Regions from separate parts of the Mus musculus genome. Here all the other regions are linked to region 2. A link is a contact called in ENCODE Hi-C or POLR2A ChIA-PET data. All regions are on one chromosome and are shown on one strand. Each heading gives the region's core, a stretch centred on a gene start or an enhancer-like site at or near the end of the contact. The rest is flanking DNA. Distances are from core to core; before and after follow the strand shown. Region 1 holds the start of Cyp2d22 (cytochrome P450, family 2, subfamily d, polypeptide 22). Region 2 holds the start of Naga (N-acetyl galactosaminidase, alpha). Region 3 holds the start of Wbp2nl (WBP2 N-terminal like).

The links. A loop is a pair of places that touch in the nucleus more often than their neighbours do. ChIA-PET counts read pairs that join two places held with the same protein, here RNA polymerase II (POLR2A).
Region 1: a map of heart shows a loop between it and region 2 (2.4-fold over the local background). The contact joins the promoter of Cyp2d22 here to the promoter of Naga in region 2. A Hi-C loop is called at or near these places in 1 of 37 maps with a recorded cell type or tissue (heart). POLR2A ChIA-PET finds 5 or more read pairs at or near these places in 2 of 5 experiments (Patski and embryonic stem cell).
Region 3: POLR2A ChIA-PET joins it to region 2 with 13 read pairs in embryonic stem cell. The contact joins the promoter of Wbp2nl here to the promoter of Naga in region 2. POLR2A ChIA-PET finds 5 or more read pairs at or near these places in 3 of 5 experiments (Patski and embryonic stem cell).

The regions. Positions count from the first base shown.
Region 1 is chr15:82,378,625-82,382,265 of GRCm38, forward strand. It overlaps Cyp2d22 (cytochrome P450, family 2, subfamily d, polypeptide 22), which reads right to left and starts at 1,636. Exons shown (of 10, transcript NM_019823.4): 1 at 1,454-1,636.
Region 2 is chr15:82,337,536-82,341,051 of GRCm38, forward strand. Naga (N-acetyl galactosaminidase, alpha) reads right to left here and starts at 1,291. Exons shown (of 10, transcript NM_008669.4): 1 at 1,217-1,291; 2 at 703-779. The coding sequence starts at 718. It also overlaps a transcript of Pheta2 not described here.
Region 3 is chr15:82,297,219-82,300,954 of GRCm38, forward strand. It overlaps Wbp2nl (WBP2 N-terminal like), which reads left to right and starts at 1,766. Exons shown (of 6, transcript NM_029066.1): 1 at 1,766-1,850. The coding sequence starts at 1,789.

The sequences.
Region 1 (3,641 bases), core at 386-2,885, 41 kb after region 2:
CGGGCAAGCTATAGCAGTATAAAAGCCTAACACAGAGCACAGAAGCTGGTGACCCACTTTAGTCACTGTCAACACTTGGAAAACATTCCATTCACTTTCTCTTGAAACATTGTGTTCCATTAAGAATTACTCCAAAACCTTTAGTTCAGCTGCTCTGCTGTTCTCCTTGGGAGCCCCAAGGCAACTCTTTCTAGCTCCTTCAGACAGTCCCTGCAGGAAAAACCTCCGACCCTTCACACCCTCAGAGCTGGGGGGTGGGTGGGCAGTAACACTTTCAAAACTTCAGGGCTAAATACACACGGTAGTTTACTTGTAAGCAGCAGGATTGCATCAAGTTCAAGGCCAGCCTGAGCTACGGTATGGAATCTGGTTTAAACCCACGAAACCAACAGCTGGGAAGGAAAGCAAATCTCTAGAATAGTCTGTTAGTTAACATAGGCAAGAACTGTAGGACACTTGGTGCGAGGAATGCTTGGCTGTTTACAGAGAGAATACTCCAGTGTCTGCTGCTGCCCTGACACCCACAAGAACTGGGTGGGCTGCTGGGTAGGGACAGCCATGATAGAGTACAAGGTATTAACTGTACATTCTAGTTGGTGATAGAAAAAAAAAGGGAATTTCTACACTGAACATACAAGGAATTTCACTCCCTTTTTTTCTATCCTTCCTTCCTTCCTTCCTTCCTTCCTTCCTTCCTTCCTTCCTTCCTGTTTTGAGACAGAGTCTCACTATGTAGCTTTGGCTGTTTTGGAACTCACTATGTAGACATGTAGACCAGACTGTCATAGAAACTCACAGAGATCCTCCTGCTCCTGCTTCCCATGTGCTGGGATTTTGTGCCCAGCTCAGTGTAGATTTTTTTTCCTAATTAAATGGGGGTGGATCCTCTAAGCCAATCACTGACAACAACATCCCAGTTCCAGGGGGTGCAGCAGAGTTTGTGAGGTCCAGGGTCCACTCACCGTCCCCACCCTCTTTTCCCCACCTTCGCTGAGCCCCAAAGGGCAAAAAGAGAGGTCTTCGGAGAGAGGTCTGGTTTGCTTAGGTACCGCCTGTCCCTGATAAGGCTAGAATGCACGCCAAAGGGCAGGTTATGCAAAGGTCCAGGGTCAGGCTCCACTCTGCTTACTATAGGACAGAGATTCTCAGCCCTGCGGCCTGGCTACAGGCGGGTTCCCAGGCTCTGTGTCTTAGGGGATGAGCCCTTCAAAACCTGCCCTCTATCAGACTCTAGGAGGTTCTAGCATCTTAGCCTCAGCTTGGGACAATGGAAAACAGTTTACTCGGAGGCCCTTGGAGGTTCCCCTCTGCCCACTCCAGCCCCGCCCAGGGGGAGGGACTGCTACGCTCCAGTGCCAAGGTAGCCCCAGCGCAGGGGTTGGGGTGGGGGCCCGCCTCGCACCCCTTGTACAGCGAATGGGCAGACCCGCAACCCTGCAACCCTTGCCTTTACCGGTGCGTTCTGAAACTCAGCCGAGGAGAGGCAAGAGGTGTCTGGAGCCTCGCAGGAACAGGAGGAGTAGGAGCTCGAGGAAAAAGGGCAACTCAGGAGGATTCACTCTGAGGTGGAGGGGGAGTTGTGAGGAGCAGCAACTCTGAAGAGGAGGGCACGTTCTGACGGGGAGGAGGAAGAGGAGGAGGCGGGAGAGGAATGGGGTTGGGGGGGGGGGGAGAAGAGGAGGCGGGGGAGGAGGGGAAGGAGGCGGAGCAACTCTGAGGAGGATGATACATTCTGGGGAGGAGGCTTCCACTCTGAGCATGAGGGGGACACTCTGAGGAGGCGGATCCACTCCCGGGAGGTGAGACCGATTTGAGGAGGAGGAGGAGGAGGAGGAGGAGGAGGAGGAGGAGGAGGAGGAGGAGGAGGAGGAGGAGGAGGAGGAGGGGGGGCCTTCCTGGGAGGAGGCACTGCAACGAGGAGGCGGGGCTCTGAGTAGGAGGCTTCAGCCCTGACAGGTCCAAGGTCAAAACCTTGCTATCTCCCCCAGCACCCAGAGAGCCCCCTGGGACTTAGCTTGTGCTCCCAGAGGGATTAGGGACCACAGTGAGCGACAGATGGTTCTTGTGGACACTGAAGACAGAGGGAACTGCAGTGAGAATGTAAAAAGCAGTCATTCATTCACCCTTTACACACACGGGGATCATGCTGAGATTAAGAGTTAATTTTTCATCAGTGACCACAGAGACCGGAAGACCACACACAGGATAACACACGCACATCCTGAAGAACATCATCCACATGTTCTTTGTTAAGAATAAAGAAATGTCCTTCGGGAATTAAGTAGTAAGCAGGTCATTTCCAGATAAATGTAGAAGGTCATTGGTGTCAGTGGACTTAGCATACAGGGCGCAGTAGAGGGAGTTCTCCATGCTGAAACGAAGTGATGCTAGCCAGTTAACTCACAGCCATAGAAGAAATGAGCACAGGGCGCAGTAACAACGCGGTAAAAGTGCTAGCGTGCTTCGGGTTGTAAGGCCTTTCTTTTTGTCTGTATGCCTGAAAACCGATGCATAGAACACCAGTTACAAGTCTGTCTTCATGAGTACAAAACATATAAACATGCTATCTGTGGCAAAGATAGTATAGCGGGGAAGGGTGAGAGACTAGACGAGATGTCCTGTGTCTGTATACTACAGAAGGTAACTTGTTATTCAAATAAGGTTTTTGTAAGTTTAAGGTGTTGTTTTATGCCTGGCAGCTCACTGGTCAGCTATCCTGGGATATGTAATGTGGCAGTAACAGCAAGGGAGACCCTGCCTTAACAAGGAGGGAGATGAGAACGGAATCCCAGATGTTGTCCTTTGACCTCTCTAGATGGCATCTCCCCCAACTCCATGTACACACCCTAACAATAAGTTTTAAAAGATGCTGATTTAATCCCCAAAGTAAATAATGGGAATCAAATAAAATAAAAAAAAATAAAACAAATAAAAAAAAATAATAAAACAGAGATGAAAGGAGGGTCAAAGAGGAACACTAAGATACCACTTACACAAGAAGGGCAAGGGGAGGGGAGGGGAAGAGGAAAGGAATGCAGAAATAAAAAGGAAACAGAAGAGGCGATGTATAGCTGTGACATGAACACTTGGATCAACAGTGACTTGGGGGGGGGGAAGGATTGGTTTCAGCTTACACTTCTAGGTCACAGTCCATCATAGGACAGTCATGGCAGAAGCTGAAGCAGGCACCACAGGGGATTGTAGCGTATTTTTGTAAATGTTGCTTTTTGCTTCCTATTTTTTCCTTTATATTCTTACCAATACTTTGTGAGTTCTTTTATCTGTCTCCTCACAATATGTTCTCTGGCTCTCAGCTCAGCTTCTCCTGGCTCAACTGTCACCAACTGTCTTCTCAGTCTGCTAGCCCAATTCACTTTCAACTGTCTCCTATTTTCACTCTTCAAAAATCTCTTCCCCTCTCTAGCCCTGTTCAGTTTTCTTTCCTCCTGCATCAACTGTCTTCTCTGACTCTACTCTTCTGTTTCCTGGACCTTACTTCTTCCTACTCCCCAATCCTAATACTCTCTCTCCCTCCTACAACTACTCTCTCTAGCTCCTTTCTCTCTGCTCTATTGTACTTGAAATCAAGCCTCCCATTCTGCCTAGCCACAATGGTAGCCACATGTCTTCCATTGTTTCTT
Region 2 (3,516 bases), core at 41-2,540:
GGATGGTGACTTGTAAATGGTTCCTACAGCACCCCACCCCCCAACCCCAGTCATCACCTCAACCCCTCCAGCCCTTCAGCCCTCCCCAGGTACAGGCCAGTAGGGTTAGAGTTGCCTCAGCCTGTGAGTGCAGTCTGGGGGGGGGGGTACATGGGGCAAAGTAATGTATTCAAAAAGCTGTTGCTACAGACTGGGAATCAATGGAACGGACCCCTGAAGTCATGTCCTTGATATACATGAGACCAGATGCCCTCTTCCCTCCCTCCCTACACAGAAATGACAGTTCATTGTGGACTCTGGGTTTCTGAGGCCTTGGAGTTTTTGCTCTCCACCTCAGAAAGCCTCAGAAGGGCCTAAAGGGGTTGGTCAGGGTGGACTTGTACCCAGCTGCTCACCTACACAAGCCCCTTCCTCTTGGCTTTCAGCTTCCTTATATATAAATTACCACACCCACATGACAGGGCTGCTACAGCCCGCCAGGATCGGGTAAGATAGGACCTATACACTGGAGCAGGGCTGAAAAAGGAAGTGGCCTCTTTGGAGGGGAAACGATTCTGAGGTGTGGGGCATCTCCTTGATTTTCCTGGCCCAGCTCCAAGGAGAGGCACACTTCTCCCCACATACCCCCATCAAGAAAGAGGAGGGCTGGGGCTTCCTCGCCACAGTCCTCCCCTGCAAAGCCACCTGAGTAGGTGAGGGTACCTGTCTTCTGCAACATTGCCTTGGAGTCAAATCTCAGGACCCACTCGAATCTGCTCTTAGCAGCTTTATATGCTGAACTGTGGAAGATAACAGATGTTATGTATCCCACCGGGCATAGTGGGACCCACCTTTAATCTCAGCACTCAGGAGGTAGAAGCAGGAGGATCTCTGAGTTCTGGGCCAGCCTGGTCCACATAGCCAGTTTCAGGCCAGCCAGGGCTACTAGGTAGAGAGACCCTATCTCCGAAAATAAAAGTTACGGATTCCACATTTGGTCCCAAGTCGCTTTCACTACCCTCACACACTCCTTCCCTACCCTTTACTTCCCGGAATCTAAGCTCTTCTTTTAGAACTACAAATAGTCTAGGACACTTTGCCCAAGAGCGGTTGTGACTGGTTCTAGGAATACCAGGAAGAAGGAAGGCTATAGGCCATGTCCGGTTCCAGGTCCCCGTGTGGGTTCAGATTCTCGGTTCTTAAACATCGCAGGCCCAGGGTCCCCCTTGATTCTTACCCTCGCGCTCGCTCAGTCCGCGGTAAGCCGTGAAAGCCCCCGTGGCGGCCGCTTGTACCTATAGCGACCCGGGAGGCGGAATGTCACGGGACAACCCTTCTTGAGCAACCAATCAGAATCCCCTAGCAACGCCGTGCCCTCCCTCTATGCCCCAGCTCCCAGCCTCCAAAAGCTCCGCCCATCTAAGCTCGCGTTCTGCGCGTTCCCGAGGCGCGCTCCCGTGGGAAGTCGGCTTGGGCGCCCTGTGCGCGCGCCGCTGTGCCTCGGGTCTGGTTGGAGTCCTCCGTCCTCCGCCCCAGAGGGCGGGGGTGGTGGCCCGCACTGCCCGTGCTCAGTAAGTAGCTGTGCAGTGAATTCCTACAGAGGGCGATACCTTGCTCTTTTTTTGTTTGTTTGTTTGTTTGTTTGTTTGTTTTATTTTGTTTTGTTTCTTCGAGACAGGGTTTCTCTGTGTCCTGGAACTCATTCTCTAGACGAGGTTGGCCTCGAACTCAGAAATCCACCTGAAACCTTGCTCTTAACCACTCGAAAACGGTAGTGAAAGAGGCTGGGTGGGGTTTCAGCTCTCGAAAGGTCAGGAGGCTGCCCCCTCCACCTGACACCCAAGGGGTTGTTCGCCCACCCACTCCCCAAATGTATTTATTCATTACTTATTCATATGTTAAACACAGGCTAGGTGCCAACCACTATTTCTGGATGCCTTTACACCGATGATGATCATAGCTGTCCCCTCTCCGAATCTGTGCCATTTTCCTCCTATCAGGTAATGGCAAACCGACTTCTCTGCCAATCTTTTCTCTCAGCCTTTACATGCAATTGTCCAAAAATTGATTCCTGCCTTTAAATTCCACCTCTCATCCCACCCAGTAACGCTGGCCTCATTACATATTGCCTGGATGATTCGGAGACAGCCCTCAAGGGCCTCCTTTGTCCACCTTACTTCTCCAAGGCAGCCAAGGCAAACCTGAAAACTCAGCTCTGTGGGCTGGTAAGATGGCTCAGTGGTTAAGAGCACTTAGTGCTCTGGCAGAGCACGAGGGTCCGTCTCCAGACTCACATGCCAGGGGATCTGATGCCCTCTTCTGAACTCTGAGGCCACCAGGCATTCACATGGTGCACATACAGGCAGATAATCGGGCACACACTTAACCTAAAAAAACGAACCCAACCCAGCCCTGGTCTTGTCTCTCTGAAGTCTGTGTGATGGCTACTCTCTTAGTTTGGGGAAATGGTGTTTCTAAACCCCACCCTCTACCTTTTGACCCTATTCCCTGCCGTCATCTTCCTCATTGCCCTCCTTGTGGCCCCTCAAACACAGCCTTTGAACCAGCTGTGCCTTCTGCTTAGAATGCACTTCTAGATATGGGCATAGCCGACACCCTCATTTCCCTTAATTATATGTCCAAGTGAGGTCTACTCTGCCCATTCTTCTATTTAAAAACGGCAAGCTCTCCCCTCCCTCCTCAGGAAACTCATGCTGTATTCTCCCCTTACCCACCCTCCCGCGACCTTCACCTTGTAACACATTTACTCTAGTGGATACTACTAGTTGAAGAAAAGTTAGTGAACATTGCAGCCACCAACCACCACACTCCCCCCTTAAAACATCCAGCAAAATGTAGGGTATGCTTGTTTACATTGTGAGGTCAGGGAGGAGACCTCAGAGCGGACAGCTGAGACCTAAATGTCAAGGAGCTCTAAGTGGGGGTAGGGTGAGAGGGGAGGGCCGGCTGGGCTTCAGGAACTGCAAAGCAAGGGTTGAGGTGGGAATCCACAAAGCCCGTGGGCAGGCAGGCAGGCATTTGAACACAGTTGCATTCAGGGCGACTACGGGAATCCTGGTCTCCTATCTTATTAGTGCTTTCCCCGCAGCCTTCCCTGCAAGCCTATGGACAGACTCCAGGTAGAGCCTCAGGACCACAAGTGGACTGCAGACCTGCGTTGGTGGGTGATAGAAGCCGAAATGGCCAATATCTAGAGGCAGAGATGGGGCTAAGCCAAAGACTTGGTTGAGAACCTTAGCAGGGTTTTGCAGGATGTGTAGGAGCTCGCTTTAGGAAGCGCCCTATCTGATGATTTGTCTGGTTTGGCTCTGCACGCGCGAGAGGGAAGAGAGGGGCGGATCGGGGAGATACTGGATGGGCTGTAAGGGGAAACTTTTGGGGGAAAAAGAGCACTCCTTATTCTTCTTCGGTGTAGAGCTGGAGGCCTGTGGGTAGCCTGAGGTTGGGCTTGGGGTTCGAGACGACCCCTCACCGACGAGTCCTGTGGCGCAGGCAGGTCCCCACCTTCCAGGGCCT
Region 3 (3,736 bases), core at 516-3,015, 40 kb before region 2:
ACTTTTCCCTTTGTTCCCTCCCCGCAACTCGTTGGTTGCACCACCTCTTGACCTATGGTTTATAATAAATAGAAAGCTCTTGGATCAAAGGCGTGAGCTAGGGCTGAGCCACACCACAACTAGAAGTAGGTTTTCCAGTAAATAACACAAATCTTGGGGTTCACAGTGTGATCAAATACCCTGCAACACTTGACTTTCTGTGAGGTGAACCTAAGGTATAAATGAATGGAGAGAAATAGCTTGGAGGAGCCACAATGGAAGATGAATCAAGAGGCTCTTGAAACCGAGCAGGTAAAATGAAGATATCAACCAATGGTAACACAACACACACAGAGGAAGGGAAGTGACACGTGAGAGACACAGCTGTTTGGTGGACATCAACCATCACAGCCACAATAAGCCTATACACTAACATTCAAGTGTGGAAGGTCAAGTCCAAAGAACACAATCATCTTGCTCAAGGTTTTATTGACCATGACAGGAGTGGCTAGATCAAGATGTTTGCCGCTGTATACTATTTCTATTAAATTTTCTTTTCTTTTCTTTTTTTCTTTTTTCTTTTTTTTAAAGATTTATTTATTATAGGCCGGGTGTGGTGGCGCATACCTTTAATCCCAGCACTCGGGAGGCAGAGGCAGGCGGATTTCTGAGTTCGAGGCCAGCCTGGTCTACAAAGTGAGTTCCAGGACAGCCAGGGCTATACAGAGAAACCCTGTCTCGAAAAAACCAAAAAAAAAAAAAAAATTATTATATGTAAGTACATTGTAGCTGTCTGTCTTCAGACACACCAGAAGAGGGCATCAGATCTCATTACAGATGGTTGTGAACCACCATGTGCTTACTGGGATTTGAACTCAGGACTTCTGGAAGAGCAGACAGTGCTCTTAGCCACTGAGCCATCTCTCCCATCCGTAAGTTTGAGTCTTAATTCTAGTAAGTCTTGTATGTAAAAAATTATCTGTGCTAGGTGTGGTGGCCCATGCCTTTAAACCCAGCACTTGGGAGGCAGAGGCAGGAGGATCTCTGTGAATTTGAGACCAGCCTGGTCTACATAGTGAGTTCCAGAACAGTTAGGGATACATAGAGAGACCCTATTTACAAAAACAAAAACAACAAAACAAAACAAAAATCTGAAATCAGCACATGTCTTACAATGATAATATATCTATTATTTGACAATTTTCATTTCTTCACTGACACAATAACACTCTAGAATATCTTGAGTAATAGATTGAGTGGGACACCTACAAATGCATCCAAGAATTGGACCCACTGAAGGTTGAAATTCACTGTCCACTTCCTGACCTAGCTCATCTTTTTGGATGTTCTCTCCCAAGACCATTGGTTCTGTCCTAAGCCCTCTTTGATGGAAGGAAGCTCTGGTCTTATAAGAGTGGAGAAAATGTAGACCCTCACCCTGAGTTGGTTTGGGGGTTAATCTGGACTAAGATTTTGGGTTAATGGCTACTTTTTAAACCACTAGCTCCTAGCAGGACCAAGGCTGGTTGTAGGCCTAACATGACAGAGGCTAGTCACCCATCCTTCAGACCCTCCCCGTTCTAGGGGTAAAGCCAGCTCCACGAACACGCCCCTTTTCCTCACCCAGGCTCTCCTCCTCTGACTTGTGACAGCTCCTCTTGTGACAGCTGCCCACTCAACTCCAGGGTTTCTGCGCCATAATCTCCGCCCTCTCCTCAGGGACCCGCCCACTGCCTTGCAGGCCCCGCCCCTTTCCATTTGAAGAGCTGGCGGCGGCGGAGGCGGCGGCGGGAGGAGACCTAGAGCAAGATGGCAGTGAACCAGAACCATACAGTGGACCGCCGTTGGGCCGCCATCCCTCATGGTGAAAGGTGCCTGAGGGGACTTTCAGGCTGCTGTCAAGGAGGGAGGAGATGCTCAGGGTAGATATGTGCGCTAGAAAGCCCTCTGCGAATCGAGGGCTTTCCCGCCCTTTCCTCGGAGCTCCGCCCCTGACGTTTGAACGCATGCGCCAGCGGCCAAGTCCAAGAGCCTGTGGCTAGGCGCGTGCGCGGGTGCGAGGGGCGCGGGCATCCTCAGAGGAAAGGCTTGAGCGAGGATTGTGTGAAGAGTGTGCCAGCCCTTGCATTGCTGGACAGCTTCCAGTGGCTGTGTGCGACTTTACGACTTTAAGAGGGTGACAGTCACCCTGAGGGCCCTGGGTGCGCCTCAGGCCACCAGGAACAAAGGGGTAGGCGAGTTGGAAGAAGGGCTAGGATGTGGAGTGTAGGTAACTAATCCAGAATTGTCACAAGCCTTCCTCCACCCACCCACCCCCGGAAGTGCCTTTTCTTGGTTGCTTCAACCTAGGATATTGTCACCTTTACTGAAAAGACTGGGAACAAAATTAGGGGGGACCGAGGAAGACATGGCATTTCCAGTCGCTCATGGTGCTGGGGCTTCTCTGTCAGGAGAAGCCCACCTCTAGGCAAACTTAGTGACTTTGACACATGTCCTTTAATCTACCCCTCACCCACTTTCCTTACCCTCTGTCTCCGCCTCTTCTGGATTCTGCCCTCGCTCTGCTGATTTCCTTTTATTTCTCACTTAGCTGTGAGACTCATTCAATGATGTGCTTAAATAGAACTCTTGAGGTCAGTTCGAGACCAGCCTGATCTACAAAGCGAGTTCCAGGACAGCCAGAGCTATATTGTAGAAAGACTCTGTCTCAAAGAAGAAAAGTCCCGGTTTTTTGTTCTTGTCGTTGTTCCTTTAAATTTTTAGAATCTGTGCTCTTGAATACGTACCGATCATTTTCACTGAATAGCTAAGCATAGCAAGGATTCTTTGTCTTGATAACTGCACTGTCTGCAGTGAGCCGTTTCCCTCATTTCACAGGTAGGCATATGAGAAATAATTTGCTCAAAATCATTTTCAGTGCCCATGGGAACGCCTGGACTTGGATTTGAAGTTATATGCTATGCATCAACTTCTCTTGCTGTTTTTTGTTTTGTTTTGTTTTGTTTTGGTTTTTGGTTTTTTGAGACAGGGTTTCTCTGTCTCTTCATCAAGGAACAATCAGTTCTCTACCTTTCTCAGATACAAACGACAGTAAGGAAAGAGTTTGAGAGGAGGAAAATTGATTCTATTTTTAGTTTTCTTTATAGTTATGAGACACATTTGGGAGTTCAGTTACAATTGTGGTAAGTTTGAATGTGATGAAACGAAGTCTTGCTGTTTATTTATTTGGCTAGGGCTGGCCCTGAACTTGTGATTCTGCCTTAGCCTCGCAGTGAATGTAGTACTTAGACAACGACAGCAAAATATCCCAGAACACCTTAGATTTGGGGTTGAACAAGTATTTAGTCACACTGAAACACCAACTGTTGGGAGTAATAATAACATAGATATTGACAAATGAGAAGCATCCCCAGTGTATTGATAAAAGAGGAAGTAAGTTACAAAGAGGTTGGTGGTGGTGGGGAAGCCTATATTTCAGTGATGAGCAATAATTTAGTGATTTTCGAGTTGGAGGTGAAGTGTCTTGTTTCTATCTTGCCTTAGCATGGACATGTTGAACATTTTCTTTCTTTCTTTCTTTCTTTCTTTCTTTCTTTCTTTCTTTCTTTCTTTCTTTCTTTCTTTCTTTCTTTCTTTCTTTCTTTCTGGTTTTTCGAGACAGGGTTTCTCTGTATAGCCCTGGCTGTCCTGGAACTCACTCTGTAGACCAAGCTGGCCTCAAACTCAGAAATCCGCCTGCCTCTGCCTCCCGAGTGCT